Linked DNA regions of Homo sapiens: region 1 is linked to region 2. Evidence: chromatin contacts called from ENCODE Hi-C or POLR2A ChIA-PET data. All regions are on one chromosome and are shown on one strand. Each heading gives the region's core, a stretch centred on a gene start or an enhancer-like site at or near the end of the contact. The rest is flanking DNA. Distances are from core to core; before and after follow the strand shown. Region 1 holds the start of CILP2 (cartilage intermediate layer protein 2). Region 2 holds the start of ZNF14 (zinc finger protein 14).

Region 1 (2,793 bases), core at 208-2,707, 190 kb before region 2:
AAATATACAAAAATTAGCCAGGCATGGTGGCGTGTGCCTGTAGTCCCAGCTACTCGGGAGGCTGAGACAGGAGAATTGCTTGAACCCGTGTGGCAGAGGTTGCAGTGAGCCGAGATTGCACCATTGCACTCCAGCCTGGGTGACTGAAGACAGAGGCTGGGTCAGATGGAGGAGGGCGATTGAATAGTAGGATAGGAGCAGAAGCAGAAAGTCTGAGTGCAGAAGCTCTGGTCTGATTGGGAGGGAAACACCTCCAAGGACTGGGAGAGACTTGTCTGAGGGCGGAGGCAGAGTTCTAGGGGGCGACAAGTCTCACCAGGACCCATGTGCCAGAGAGAAAAGGCTGGGTCTGATGGGGGAGGGGAAGTGGGGGTGGGGCAGCAGGACTCTGGTCTGAGGGCAGAGGCTCAGTGTTGGAGGGGAGAGGAGAGGAGGCAGGGACAGGATGGACTCTAGGCTGAGGGCAGGCCACCCTCCCAGTTCCCAATCCCCCCGGACCCTCCTCCCTCAGGCTGGGACGCAGAGACCGGCAGCGATTCGGAGGACGGGCTGCGGCCTGACGTGCTGGTGTCTCTCGCGGCGCCCAAGCGCTGCGCTGGCCGCTTCTCCGGGCGCCACCACTTCGTGGCCGGCAGGTTCGTGCCCGATGACGTGCGCCGCAAGTTCGCTCTGCGCCTGCCGGGATACACGGGCACCGACTGCGTCGCGGCACTGTGACCGCCACCCGCGGCCACACCGCAGGGACCCTCGCCAATAAACAGCCCTCCCACCACCGCCGCCTCGCCTCCGCCTCCTTTGTGCACCGGGCCCGCTGCGGGGGTGGGCACACTCGAAGAGGGACTTCACACGGTCCCTGGGTGATCCAAGGCGGGGAGCATGAGAAGGGCGGTGGAGTGGGACTTCCCGCTGGCCTAGAAAACTTCAGCTAGGGCTGGGGGCGGTGGCTCCTGCCTGTAATCTCAGCACTTTGGGAGGCTGAGGCTGGAGGATCGCTTAAGGCCAGGAGTTTGGGACCAGCCTGGGCAACATAGCAAGATCCCGACTCTACAAATTAAAAGAAAAAGAAGAAAGAAAACTCGAGCCAGAAGAATGGAGGGTAGATTCAGGGTGGGACTCCCAGACTGTTTGGGGTGGCCTAAAGCCTATAGGATCGAAGTGAGACGCGAGACAGGACTTCCAGCCACCTAAAGCGGGTCCGAGCAGCTTGAGGCTGGATTCCAAGTGACACTTCCCTCAGGCAGCTTGGGATGCAGCTTGGAGGACTGAGTGGGCTCGGGGAGGGAGTTCCAGCAGGCCACGGGGAACCCAGGACAGCCTGAGGACGGAGGCACAGCCAGACGCACCAAGGGGGGCGACCCAGAGGGGTTGCTCGAGCGCCGTCACCCAGGGCCAGGGGGCGTGGCCTGAATGGGGCGTGGCCAGGGCGGGATCTGCGGTCGCATCCCGCCCCCACTCTCAGTCCCAGCGGCCGCCAGACCCGCCGGAGTTGGACCCGAGCACGCCGCGGAGCCCGGACCCTCCCTCGGACGCTCTGCCCCGGCCATGGCGTCGCTGCTGCCACTGCTCTGTCTCTGTGTCGTCGCTGCGCACCTGGCGGGGGCCCGAGGTGAGGCGCCTCCAGCCCCCGCGCCCAGCCCCTGAGGCTCCCGAGGGCCTGGCAGCCGGCCTTGGGTGAAGCCGCACTCGGGGAGAGAACCCAGGGACCCACGCGCTTCCCCGGGGACTGGGTCCCCTTCACCAGTCGGATCCCCGCGACCACCTGGGGCGCGGAGCGGGCCTCATCCATTCTCTTCCTTGGCTAAGCCGGGAGTGTGGATAAGAACCTAGGGTTCCTCCCGGGGTTTGGACTCTGAATCACCGGCCAGGTCTCCCACCCTGGACCGAAGGGGTCGGAACTGGCCCCTCCCACCTAACTCCCACACACGCACTCACTCCAACCGCTGGAGAAAGAAATGCCCATCCCTGGAACACTCAATGGGGCGGGGGACGGGCCCACTTCTCAAGTGAGGAGACTGAGGCACCCAGAAGGAAGGGGCTTGTCTGACCTCATCACTCTGCTGGGAGTATCTTGGACAGCTCCTATCTTGGAGAAGCCAGTCTAGATTCCAAGGACTTCCCGGCAGCTCGGACTGTAGTACAGGGATGGAAGACAGACTAAGGGAGGGGCTTCCAGCAGGCCAAGTGGATGAGGGGGAGCCCAGCCTGAGGGCAGAGGCACAGCCAGCTGAACTTGATTGATCTCGCGGCAGCTGAACATAGTGGGAGGGAGACTCTAGCCTAGGGGAACTGGGTGGTACTTGCACTTCCCCAGCCGGGGGGTTAGGGCTAGGTCAGAGAGAGGTACCTGGCTTTGGGGGCCTGGTGGTGGTCATGGGCAGCGCGCTGGAGGAGAGTGTATGGCAGCCCTTGGGGCTAGAGCTGGGTTCTGGCCTCTCAGAGCCTCAATTTTCCCTCCTGTTAAAATGGGGATCATGGGCCAAGCACGGTGGCTCACGCCTGTAATCCCAGCACTTTGGGAGGCCGAGGCGGGCGGACTACCTGAGGTCAGGAGTTTGAGACCAACCTGGCCAACATGGTGAAACCCCGTCTCTACTAAAAATATAAAAATTAGCTAGGCCTGGTGGAGCGTGCCTGTAATCCCAGCTACTCAGGAGGCTGAGGTGTGAGAATCACTTGAACCCAGGAGGCAGAGGCTGCAGTGAGCCGAGATCGTGCCACTGCACTCCAGCCTGGGTGACAGAGGGAGATTCCGTCTCAAAAAAAAAAAAAAAAAGGGGGGGGATGATCGTGGCT
Region 2 (3,105 bases), core at 421-2,920:
GGTGGGTGCCTGTAATCCCAGCTATGCAGGAGGCTGAAGCAGGAGAACTGCTTGAACCAGGGAGGCAGAGGTTGCAGTGAGCTGTGATCATGCCGTTGCACTCCAGCCTGGGCGACAGAGTGAGATTCCATCTCAAAAAAAAGAAAAAAAACAACAACAAAACTACCCACAATGACTCTAGACTTAGGAACCTTCCACTGGTTAATTGCTCAGAGAAAAACACACTGACCTATTACAACCACACGAGGAAAGAAAAAATCACAACATACACTTACAATCAGAATGTATCAAAGTGGTGTGTGTCATAAACATCACTCTCACAAACACCTCAAAGCTTACCACTTAGCCGGGCGCGGTGGCTCACGCCTGTAATCCCAGCACTTTGGGAGGCCAAGGCGGGCAGATCACAAGGTCAGGAGATCGAGACCATCCTGGCTAACACGGTGAAACCCCGTCTCTACTAAAAATACAAAAAAATTAGCTGGGCGTGGTGGCGGGCGCCTGTAGTCCCAGCTACTGGGAAGGCTGAGGCAGAATGGCTTGAACCTGGGAGGCGGAGCTTGCAGTGAGCTGGAGATCGCGCCACTGCACTCCATCCCGGGCGACAGAGCGAGACTCCGTCACACACAAAAAAAAATGCTTACCACTTATATACGGAACAAATGACATACAGAGATTTTGCATCATCATGGCACTCCAACATAGGCGAAATCTCTTGGGTAGAAACCACACAGATAAACACACACAAACAAGAAAATTTAAAAGAACCTGAACAAGCTCACAATTAATTCCATCCAGAAACCAAAGAAACTAAAAATCGCACACATTCACGCAAGGGAACAAAATTACCCAGAGCGAAGGGAAACTGGAATTAAGGGTGGCTAGAATTAATATTTGATCAAGGAGTCCAAAGGGAAGAAACACAAACTTTCTGATCAGTTAAGATAAGGAGTCCCCTTCCCCGCAGTTCGAAAAGAAAGCCCACATTCAGAAGGTCAAAAACACCCCCAGACTTGAGTGCTGGGAGCACTAGAGGGGGTCAGTCCCTGGTGATGAGGGCAGGGGCGTTTGAACAGCCACAGGAACCTGACCCCGGCAGCAAGGACCTAGCCAGGCTTCGGTTCTCACAAGTGAGGAAACGCACCCGTGGATTCATCGTAAGGTTTCCAACCAAGTGGTTTCTTAAACGCACAAACCCCACAGACCGAGATGGGATCTCCCCAGGACCCTCCCGCTGTCACCGAACAATCCGGGGAGACGCGGGGCTGCGGGCGCAGAGCTGCCCATAGAGGGCTCCAGGACCGGGGGCCGAGGTCGCCCCGCGGGGACGGGACAGGACGCTGGGGCTCCCGGCTGCGGGTCCAGCTCCCACAGAGAGGACCGAGGGCCGAACTGCGCCCGCGGTGGCCCCCGGGTCTGCAAACCCCGGAGTTGACTGCAAGGAGGTCCCCGGCCTCGGCCACAGACGGTTCCAACCAGAAACCTCCCCTCGGACACTGGCCCCGCACACTCACCATTTCCCAGCGTCCGGGAAGTCACGGTGTCCTCCCTACGGATCTGTCAGTACCTGCAGGTCACGGCGCGACAAAGGATGCGCTAGAGCCACCTTCGGCCTTCAGGAGCAGGTGAAACGCAATCTTCCCATGGGCCAGGAATGGCGACGTCCGCACTGCGCAGGCCCAGCGTGGCGCCGCTCACATCTTTTCAGCTGAGGTCCTGATTGGACAGATCCAATGGCCCCGCCTCTTTATCACTGAGTGACAGCGGAGCAGGAAGGGGCGTGGTTGAGCTGGCCTGGCTTCAGTCCGGCTTGTCCCCGCCAGGACGTTTGCGTTTAAACCGAATGTGTTCTTTGCCTCCCATCCATTTTAAGTGTTCTCTTCAGTACTGTTAAATACATTCACATTGTGAAGCCAATTTCCAGAATTGTTTTCATCTTGCAACACTGAAATCTGTCTCGTTGCACAACTCCCCGTGCACCTCCTTCCCTCAGGGTCTTTTGCAACCTCCATTCCATTGTCTGAGTTCGTGAATTTGACTGTGGGAATCTCATGTAAATGGCGTCATAAAGTATTTGTCCTTTCCTGACGTGCTTATTTCACTTAGCATAATGTCCTCGAGCTTCACCTTGTAGTATGTGTTAGGATTTATTTCTTCTTTTTTTTTTTTTTTTTGAGACGGAGTCTCGCTCTGTCGCCCAGGCTGGAGTGCAGTGGCGCATCTCGGCTCACTGCAAGCTCCGCCTCCCGGGTTCACGCCATTCTCCTGCCTCAGCCTCACGAGTAGCTGGGAATACAGGCGCCCGCCACCACGCCCGGCTAATTTTTTGTATTTTTTTAGTAGAGACGGGGTTTCACTGTGTTAGTCAGGATGGTCTCGATCTCCTGACCTCGTGATCTGCCGGCCTCGGCCTCCCAAAGCGTTGGGATTACAGGCGTGAGCCACCACGCCCGGCCTCTTCTTCTTTTTTTTTTTTTTAAGAGACAGGGTTTTGCTCTGTAGCCCAGGCTGAAGTGCAGTGGTGTGATCATTGCTCACTGCAGGCTTCAACTCCTGGATTCAAGCAAGCCTCCAACCTGAGCCTCCTAAGTATCTGGGACTACACGCACGCACTACCAGGCCTGGCTAATTGTTTTAATTTTAATTTTAATTTTTGGTAGAGATGTGTGTCTCCTTCTGTTGCCCAGGCTGGTCTCGAACTCCTAGGTTCAAGCAATCCTCCTGCCTCGACCTCTCAAAGTGCTGGGATTACAGGTGTGAGCCACTGCCACCGGCCAATTTACTTCTTTTTTTTTCCTTTGGAGATGGAGTCTCGCTCTCGTTGCCCAGGCTGGAGTGCAGTGGCGCTCAGCCACCGCAACCTCTGCCTCCCAGGTTCAAGTGATTCTCCTGACTCAGCTTCCTGAGTAGCCAGGATTACAGGCGCCCACCACTACTCCCGGCTGATTTTTGTATTGTAGTAGAGATAGAGTTTCACCATGTTGGCCAGGCTGGTCTCGAACGCCTGACCTCAGGTGATCTGCCCTCTTTGGCCTCCCAAAGTGCTGGGGGTGTGAGCCACCTCGCCTGTCCCCAATTTACTTCTTTTTAATGCTTTATTTAAAC

Evidence for each region. Hi-C counts contacts between places; a loop is a spot of excess contacts on that map. ChIA-PET counts read pairs that join two places held with the same protein, here RNA polymerase II (POLR2A). Pooled maps may share reads with other maps.
Region 1: a loop to region 2 is called in a map of CD4-positive, alpha-beta T cell, with 4 times the contacts of the local background. The contact joins the promoter of CILP2 here to the promoter of ZNF14 in region 2. A Hi-C loop is called at or near these places in 5 of 168 maps with a recorded cell type or tissue (CD4-positive, alpha-beta T cell, CD4-positive, alpha-beta memory T cell, CD8-positive, alpha-beta T cell and 1 more) and 12 of 50 pooled maps. POLR2A ChIA-PET finds 5 or more read pairs at or near these places in 3 of 52 experiments (CD4-positive, alpha-beta T cell, H1 and HCT116).

The regions. Positions count from the first base shown.
Region 1 is chr19:19,536,808-19,539,600 of GRCh38, forward strand. CILP2 (cartilage intermediate layer protein 2) reads left to right here and starts at 1,458. Exons shown (of 8, transcript NM_153221.2): 1 at 1,458-1,606. The coding sequence starts at 1,543. YJEFN3 (YjeF N-terminal domain containing 3) reads left to right here. Exons shown (of 7, transcript NM_198537.4): 7 at 512-774. The coding sequence ends at 717. RefSeq lists a silencer at 1,334-1,703.
Region 2 is chr19:19,731,442-19,734,546 of GRCh38, forward strand. ZNF14 (zinc finger protein 14) reads right to left here and starts at 1,671. Exons shown (of 4, transcript NM_021030.3): 1 at 1,515-1,671. The coding sequence starts at 1,517. RefSeq lists a silencer at 1,177-1,326.